Regions from separate parts of the Homo sapiens genome. Here all the other regions are linked to region 3. The links are chromatin contacts, found by Hi-C or POLR2A ChIA-PET in ENCODE. All regions are on one chromosome and are shown on one strand. The core of a region is the stretch at or near the end of the contact, and the rest is flanking DNA. Distances in the headings are between cores, read along the strand shown. Region 1 holds the start of NF1 (neurofibromin 1). Region 2 overlaps SSH2 (slingshot protein phosphatase 2). Region 3 holds the start of BLMH (bleomycin hydrolase).

What was found. Hi-C counts contacts between places; a loop is a spot of excess contacts on that map. ChIA-PET counts read pairs that join two places held with the same protein, here RNA polymerase II (POLR2A). Pooled maps may share reads with other maps.
Region 1: a loop to region 3 is called in a pooled map, with 5 times the contacts of the local background. The contact joins the promoter of NF1 here to the promoter of BLMH in region 3. A Hi-C loop is called at or near these places in 4 of 50 pooled maps.
Region 2: a loop to region 3 is called in a pooled map, with 2.4 times the contacts of the local background. The contact joins the enhancer-like site here to the promoter of BLMH in region 3. A Hi-C loop is called at or near these places in 2 of 50 pooled maps. POLR2A ChIA-PET finds 5 or more read pairs at or near these places in 2 of 52 experiments (B cell and GM12878).

The regions. Positions count from the first base shown.
Region 1 is chr17:31,093,692-31,096,448 of GRCh38, reverse strand. NF1 (neurofibromin 1) reads right to left here and starts at 1,472. Exons shown (of 58, transcript NM_001042492.3): 1 at 1,080-1,472. The coding sequence starts at 1,139. It overlaps MIR4733HG (MIR4733 host gene), which reads left to right and starts at 959. Exons shown (of 4, transcript NR_186435.1): 1 at 959-1,222. MIR4733 (microRNA 4733) reads left to right here and starts at 2,024; the gene lies at 2,024-2,099. RefSeq lists silencers at 1,068-1,117, 1,158-1,227, cis regulatory regions at 1,083-1,393, 1,620-1,859, an enhancer at 1,462-1,479 and a promoter at 1,467-1,892.
Region 2 is chr17:29,721,350-29,724,342 of GRCh38, reverse strand. All of the region lies in intron 3 of SSH2 (slingshot protein phosphatase 2), which reads left to right. Among named protein-coding and RNA genes, the nearest start is that of SSH2-AS1, 83 kb to the right of the region's middle. RefSeq lists a silencer at 567-666. Within about 2 kb of position 1,507, at least 21 of the 41 ENCODE cell types and tissues checked have a DNase peak (open chromatin) inside an H3K27ac peak, as active enhancers do; they include B cell and GM12878, where a contact is called at or near this core.
Region 3 is chr17:30,290,419-30,293,224 of GRCh38, reverse strand. BLMH (bleomycin hydrolase) reads left to right here and starts at 1,281. Exons shown (of 12, transcript NM_000386.4): 1 at 1,281-1,418; 2 at 1,717-1,914. The coding sequence starts at 1,406. RefSeq lists silencers at 871-1,280, 1,481-1,550 and an enhancer at 2,001-2,060.

The DNA of each region.
Region 1 (2,757 bases), core at 223-2,722, 800 kb before region 3:
ATTCTAATCAGCCCCAGGATTTATTGTGTGAAACTCAGGCGATAAAAAGTCACCTCCTCAAGCTACAAAACTTTTTTTTCATCCCAAATATTCTCAATGAAAGTTCTCTTGTCAACCAGGAGAGAGTCAAAAACAACCACAAACACTAGCAGAATGATCCGCTCCAGGACCACATCCCAGCTGGCTTTGCTCTGTTGTCGGTGGCTCTGAAGCAGTTTCTCACTTTCCTTTCACCCTTCTCCCCTTTACTCCCCAACATTCTCACTCGAGAATGCATCACATCCTCAGACCGCTGGCAAAAAAAAAAGGGGGGGGGGAAGAGACTGCAATTATCAAGGAAGGGGAAGATATTTCAGAACCACGGTTTCCACTGCAAACGGCAATAAAAAAAAAAGGCAGTCTGTGTCATCAGGATATGGGGGACGACGTTGTAGGGCATCACAAAGATGTGCAGTGAGTGTGCACTTGAAGCTCTCGGGGCAGGATGAGACGATGGAGCAGAAAGTAAGAAAACCTGTGCCTTCCTTGCTTTCTTCTGCTCTTCCCCCTCCAGGAGAGGAAGCTGAAGAAACTGGGGGAGGGGCGGAATGTTATCGTTCTCCTATTGAGGGTATATAAGACAGGCCTTAGGGTTCGCTCGTCCCCAGTTAGGAGGGTCACGGAGGGAAGAGGAAGAGAGAACCCCTAAACGTTACCCACCTCTGCTCAAAAACAAAAGTAAGGGGGTAATTATTAAATCCAGATGGCGCGCCCCTAAAGGCGCCCCCAGGTCACTCATCCCCATTTCCAAGCGGAAGGGCTGGGATAAAGGGGATGGAGGGTCGGAGGCTGGTCAGGGACAAGGCCCCACCCCCCGACTTAGGAGGGAAAGGGTGCCCAAGCTCCCAGCTGTCCCCTCCTACCCCTCACCTCCCGCCTTGGCCACCCCCACTTATCCCCCCTTCCCTTCTCTTCCCTTCCCTTCCTTTCCTCCAGAGCCTGAGGCAGCCGCGGGGGAGGCGGCCGCTCCTACCTCCCCTCACCTACTCTGTCCCCACCCCCACTCCGCTCCCACCTCCCGCCCGCCACGGGCCGGTTACCTGCTCGTCGAAGCGGCTGACCACGGCCTGGACCCATTCCACCGGCCTGTGCGCGGCCATGTCCTCCCCGCGGCCGGGGGGCGGCGGAGGGAAGGGTGGGCCGGCGCCCTGGGCCGGGAAGAGGGCGGGGAGCGGAGGCTGAGGTGAGGGAAGAGGCAAGGAGAGGGTCTGTGGAGTGCAGGCTCCCAGTGTTCCCACGGGGGTGGGGATGGGGGGTCAGCGCCGAGCGGGAGGGGGAGAGGGAAAGGGGGCGTTGGCAAGGAGGCTGGGGGGAGGGGGATAGGGGAAGGGGACCCGGGGAGGGGAGGGGGCCTCTTGGTCGCTCTCCCCACTAGCGCCGTCTCCCCACAGCCATCACAGTCCGAGACGCCGCCATGACACCCCACCGGAAGTGGGATCCTTTCCACGGCCCGGGGAGAGGGAGCGCGAGCGAGCTAGAGATTGAGAGCGCGGCTGGGAAAGGGGAGGGGGAAGCGAGAGGGAAGGCGGCCTGCCGCGCATGCGCCCGCGCCGGCCGGTTTCATTAATGAAAAAGCGAGTCCTCCTGGAGGTGACGTCATCTAACTCCTCTGGGCCGTCTGGCGAGCGTCCCTCACCGCCGTGGGGCTCACCTAGACTGGCGCTGGGCTCAGCTGGCGAGTGCCAGAGCTGACCCGGGAGCATCCACTCCCATCCCCACCGCCCCCTACAGCTGTCCCCTCCCCCGCCGGCCTCCGGGTTTGGATTGCTCCCGGAGTTGGAAGTTAGGGCGCCCTGGGGCTAGCCTTTCTCCCAGCGCGCGGATCTCTGCCGCTAATCTCCTGGGGAGGCTGTGCTCTCAGCTTAAGCTCTCAGAAAAAATAAGGTACACGACCTCCGATTTTCAGGTTCTTCGTAGCTTGGTAGACTGCTGAGAAACAAAAAAGGAAGGCCAAAGAGAGATTCCGTGATTTTTTTTTTTTAGAGGTCGCTTAAATCCCAATGCTAGACCCGGTGGCAATCAAGGTCTAGCCACCAGGTCTAGCATTGGGATTTAAGCCCAGCTTTCCTCTGCAAAACTCATAGCCATCCAAGTTAATATAACTATTGCACAGTTGATGAGAGATTCAAGTTTCACCACCCTCAAAACACCTTTAAGGCCTTGCATTCATTATTAATTCAATATATTCATCGTCTTATTTAAATCCTTGAACAAACCTTTTCAATACATATCATTAACTTCATGAACTGATGAATACGTCACGTCCCCACCCCCGTGGGAACGCTGGGAGCCTGCACTCCTCCCTCAGACCTTTGATTTGCCCAAGGTCTGAGTTGACAGGTGGCAAAGTCAGGATGTAAACCAACGTGGTTTAACTCCTAGAACAATAGAGGTAGACTATGGGTCTCCTAAAACAAAGTCCTTCCCTATACCTCCAATACCAGAGTTGAAAGGATTTCATGTGTAATTGGGTTGTGCCAGTTTTCCAGGAAGAGGATTACATCCAAAACAACGGATAATCTATGTCTGACATTGGACTTTGGAATGACTAATTTTTTTTTTTTTTTTTTAAGACAGAGTCTCACCCTGTCACCCAGGCTGGAGTGCAGAGGCGCGATCTCGGCTCACTGCAACCTCCGCCTCCCGGTTGAAGTGATTCTTCTGCCTCAGCCTCCCGAGTAGCTGGGACTACAGGCATGCGCCACCACAGCCGGCTAA
Region 2 (2,993 bases), core at 258-2,757, 570 kb after region 3:
TGGTCAGGCTGGTCTTGAACTCCCGACCTCAGGCCATCCACCCACCTCGGCCTCCCGAAGTGCTGGGATTACAGGTGTGAGCCACCCTGCCCGGCTAGAATAGGTTCTGACATCCACATTTTAAAACCTCAGTTAGATTATATGAGTACAGAAAGAATAGGCACCTTCCTCTGTTTTGCATGTATTACACCTTTGAGTTAAAATCTGTATCTAGTTGATTAAATTATAATTTGGTCTGTTGTAGCTTTTGCTGTCACCAACAGGAAAATGTGGGTCCTGTGAACTATGTGGAATTAACTGACTGAGAATTCAGGAAGAGGAGCTTATATAGGACCTAAGAGAGGCTACTGTGCCTGAACAAGAGATTTCCCACATCTTTTGTAGTCAGTTTGCCCAGAAGGTAGATGTATGGGAGTATCCCATACAATACACCCAACTTCTCAGAAAAGGGAAGTTCAAGACAGAACACCAGATAGAACTTTGCAAGTAAATTTTTCAAGTGGAAGAAGTTCCCCCTAGCATGAGGCCTGATTAAAGGCTGCAAACAAGAACAAATAAGGCCTTTCCTGTGGTTTGTATGACAAATGTGGGCTTTCTCACCTGCCAGAAGAGCTGCCCTACCCCCCACCCCAGAATCACTTTGGTCCTTTATAAAAATTGAAAACACAGAATAATATCATTAAAGAAAATTTTCAAAAAGAGAAAAAATTACCCACAATGTTAAGTTCCTTACTTAGGGCCATTTCCATTCCTGCCATGTTACCTTCCCGTTCTTCACATGTACCAGAGAAGAGGTTTTGTAATATCTTCCATACTTTCTTATCTTCCAAAGTGTTCTTGAGTCTTCAGCTTCCCTATTGCCATTTTCAGATCACATTCATTAAGCACTGTGTATATAGCGTTACACTGGGCACTATATAAAGCAGTGTGAATGGCAATTTCCCTTCATTGCCTTACATGCAAGAGCAAACAATATAGGCCTAGGAGTATTCATTTAACTAAACAGAAATAAAGTTAAACATATATCAAAGCAAGGCAGTAGAGCAGATGAACAACTGTATTGTCTTTGCTTTTACATGAGTTTTCTGTACATGATAAGCTTTTTTTTATTTGGAATTGGAAAATGAAGGGAGGTTTGGGGCCATTTGCATCTCACCCAGATTTTTATACAGTATATTGTACCATATCTCATCTCCCACAGAGATGGGATATCTTGCCCACAGAGATGGGATATCTTGCATAGAGCTAAGTAGTGCTACTGACAGAGAACCTCAGTCACTTAAGTGGAGACATATGGGCAGCTTAAGGTCTCCTTATTTGAGTAGTAGACATTGCCGATGGCAAAGCATTTTGGGAAGAGGGGTAGCTCATAAATGAGGAACTTAATCTAAGAAATTATTTGTTCTTCAGCCCTGTGGCTTCGGATTGTTGGTTTCTTCACGGTTCACTTTCTCTCAGGCTCCACCCCTCTCTCACTGCAGAGAACTTGTTGACAGCAGCTCTACTTTTTCCAGTCTTGCACAAAGGCAGATGTCTGAAAATTTAGCTTACGCAAACCATCTGTGTGCTTGACTCTGTTCCCACGGTGTGTTTTCCTGTACTGCCCCTCCCCACTTTTCGGTCCTTTTTAAAAACTGAAAACACAGTATAATAACATAATTTAAGAAAATTTTCAAAAAGAAAAAAATCACCCACAATATTACTATCCTTATTGATAGCTGTTTTCATTCCTGCCATGTTATCTTCCCGTGCATAGCTTTTTGCGTAATTGTGTCCTTTGTCTTAAGCAGAAGTTCAGATACTTTGTCATTTAGCCACTTCCCTGTTTTTCTCCTGGCATTATCTTTTGGTTTTTGGTCTTGAGTTACTCAAAGGACATTGCAGCTTATCAGTACTCCATCGATGAGTCCTTATTTTTATTTTCCTTTCTGACTTTTGAAACCCAAGTACTCTAGAGTATGGCTGAGATCCAACTTTTTAAAAGTAAGACATATAACATGTGTGAAGGATTTTTTTAATATTTAGAAACTGCTGTTGTAAATTACACTGACTTTTTTTTTTTTTTTTTTGAGATAATGTCCCGTTCTATTGCCCAGGCTGGAGTGCAGTGGCGCGATCTCGGCTCACTACAACCTCCACCTCCCGGGTTCAAGCAGTTCTCTGCCTCAGCCTCCCGAGTAGCTGGGATTACAGGTGCCGGCCACCATGCCCAGCTAATGTTTGTATTTTTAGTAGAGATGGGGTTTCACCATCTTGACTAGGCTGGTCTTGAACTCCTGACCTCGTGATCCACCCTCCTCAGCCTCCCAAAGTGCTGGGATTACAGGCGTGAGCCACTGCATCCGGCCTTACAAATTACATTGACTTTCAAGAAACATTACCCTGCCCACCCAAGGACAGTCTCATTTAGAAAAAAGACATGTCTATACTTTTCTGCCCTTTGTTGAGTTGCAAGCCTCATTTCTTCTAATACCTGACTAATCTTGTTAGTAATAGTGTTTCACTTGTAACTGGTCGTCTCCCTTTTCAGAGCTGTTATGTCTCACCCTTTGTCTTCTTAATGGTGAATAAGGACACATCCATGCCTCCTCATCATTTTCCCTTTCTTGTTTGACAAAAAGAACAAAATGGACCATGTTTCCTTGTTTTGGTAGAAAGTTTGTTATTGAATATCTTCAGCCACCTTCCTTTCAGAAACCGTAATCCCCAATACTTAGACATTTGAAGGGTTGGACCTGTGGTGTCTAGGGTCCCCTGATGACTTAGGAAGTCTGCAGGATTTACATACAGCTTTTCTAGCTGTCTTACTGTGTGAGAAAACAAAAGACCCTCAGAATTCTAGCTTTCCTTCCAATCATTGCAGAGAAATTTTGCCTTTAGTAGTAAAGCCGGTGGTTAAAAGTTTTTCCTTTTTCCCTTGTTTTCCTGGGTCCTGAGTTGCCACTGGGGTAGATTATAGGACCTAGCTCGACCAAAACCTAAAAGCAATCCAG
Region 3 (2,806 bases), core at 32-2,531:
TGATTTCTTTCTGTATAATTTTCAGCCTCTTCTTTTTCAGATATTGAAAGAACCTCAGAATAGGATGGTTGATGGGCCCACTTAAGATAGTTGCTATGTTATAGCCCCAATTTTTAGCCGAGTCTCTCTAGGGACATAGAAACCGTGCTTTCTCAAATGACTGATTGGTGCCTGAGTATGGATTTTTCCAGATATCAGAGTTCCTTAGAACTGCGATGATTTTCAATCTAAGAAGACCTAGATTCTAGGTTACACACACACACACTCAACCTCATCGTTTTGAATAGCAGATACAGGGTTTCAGTGTTTTTGTTTTACTCTCTGTGGGTTCTATCCCAGCATCTTACTAAGGGCTGAGATTTCAGGGCATGAAACACGGAATCAACAAAAACAAGGTTTTTACAATCTCAAAACTTTGGGAAACTGTTGAGTTATCTTGAAAGCCTAGAGGGGGAGCATCAGTTAGTTTTGTAGAGAACTCGGCGAAACAATATTGATGCATACGGCTAGCCTCTGTCATCCTCCTGAGTTAAACCCAACGGGACATGCTGGACTATACAGGAGCCACTCGTGGACTCCGTGAAGACCAGATGGGTAGTGTTCTTGAAATGAGCAGATGTCTATTTGTAGAACTCTGGTAGTAGCTTTGGAGTGGGTGGGGAAGAGCTTGGTTCCCATTCCCCCTCAAAGACAATTATTTGCTTCTGATGAGAATCCAAGCAACAAGTTGCCATTGAGAATGCAGTGATTGGTCAGCAAACGAAGCCTATAGGAAGAGCCTTCGGGTGCATTCCTTGTGACATATCGACCCGTCCTAAGCCCGACGCTTAATTATGGGACCTCTCAGCTCCTCCCTCCCGCCTCGAGCTCCCTTTTGGCTTCTCACAAGGCTTCCTGGGGACGATTCCCCGATGCTAGAGTACTGGGGGTCTGGGCCCACAGGGAACCCGTCAGCCTCCCTCCTTGGAGCGGGCCTGATCCCGGGAGGGCGCCCGCGCGGCCCGGAGGCGGGAACCTAGGGGGAGAAGGCGCCGGCGCCGCCCTGGCGCGCAGACCATCTGTGCGGTCCTGCGCGGGGGCAGGCGCGGCCTCAGCCCCCGGGCGCTGGCGGACCCAGCGCGTCAGCTAGGCCGCCCCCGTCGGCCCTCCCCCGGGCGGGGCCAGCCCCGACGGCGCTGACTCAGCAACGCGAGGGGGGAGTTTTGTCCCTCCGCGGACCCCGTTTCTCCCAGCCTCAGCCTCCCCGCCGCCGCCGCCGCCGCCGCCGCCGAGCCGGTTTCCTTTTTCCGGCGCTCCGGGTGCGAGAGACAGGTCGGGCCCCCTAGGCAGCGAGCCGCAGCGCAATCCCGGCGCTCGCCCAAGGACCCTGGAAGCTACCGTTACCCCGCCGGGCAGCGTGGGCGCCATGAGCAGCTCGGGTGAGGTGCCGCCGTCCCCCGCCGCGGTCCTCTGGAGGAGCTCCGCGGTCCCCGTGAGGCCCGGCGGCGGGGAAGGCCGGGGGCTGGGACCCTTGGCGATGGCGGGGAGGGAGCTTTCGGGGCAGGCTGGATCGGCCTGGAGGGAGACAGCTCCTTGGAGGAGGATGCCGCTTATGGGTTTCCCCGCTGCAGCGGGCACCCCAGGATGCGCTTACGAAGTTAGATTCGGGACGCGGGAGCCCCAGATCAGCCCTTTCCCCCTCTTTTTGCGTTAAAATCCTGTTTGGTCTCCCAACAGGACTGAATTCGGAGAAGGTAGCTGCTCTGATACAGAAACTGAATTCCGACCCCCAGTTCGTACTTGCCCAGAATGTCGGGACCACCCACGACCTGCTGGACATCTGTCTGAAGCGGGCCACGGTGCAGCGCGCGCAGCATGTGTTCCAGCACGCCGTGCCCCAGGAGGGCAAGCCAATCACCAACCAGAAGAGCTCAGGTGTGGGCTTCCACTTCTCCCATACGTTCCTTGACCTTCCTGACAGCGTCCCATTTTGGTGTCTTATTTAAGAGTGGTCTTAAATTCGTACTGAAAGAACTGGTCGTAAATTCGTAAAGAATGAGGCACAGGTACAGGCAGGTCTAAGAACATTACCCATGTGGTTTGTTTTGCTGTTCTGTGGCTTGTTAGTACATGCGGTTAGAGTACAAAAGTGACATGTCCATGAGTATACGTTTGAGTGTAATTGACTATATTATGTTCCAATGCTGTGTGGTTTGTAGCCCGTGTCTTGGAGATGTATGGTCTTGGTCACAAAACAGAACATGTGAAAATGTTCATATCTTTGGAGGACTCCCCAGAAATGCCCTGAAGGCCCTATACTATGAAATAGAAAAGATACAATGTAATTACATTAAAATGTCATCAGATGTTACTTTTAAATATGCTTCTTGGTTACAACTGAAGCTAATGTGCTGATGGGCTCAGTTCCCACCAGTAGATCAGTTTGTAATACAGAAAAAAGTTCTGTTCTCATGCCTTGCTGGTCAAGAAGTCTCGTTTTGCTATCTGCTTTCTAGCACCACTCTCAGAAAAAACAGGTATAGTGAAAGATTGGATATCCAGCAATCTAAATAAGGAGCACATTCTCACAACAAAATTGTACTAAACGGATTTTTTAAAGTCTTTCTATACTTAAAAACGACCCCCCAGTCTATCTATACGGACAGGAAGCACATCAGTGCTTGTTTAGAGTCGGTTAGAACTCACAAAGCACACATTTAACGTGAGTACATTTTATTGTATGTACATTATACCTGAATAAAGTTGATTTTTTAAATGTTAAGGAAAAAGTCAAGACCTTACAATAATTAATGTTTTGCTTTAGAAG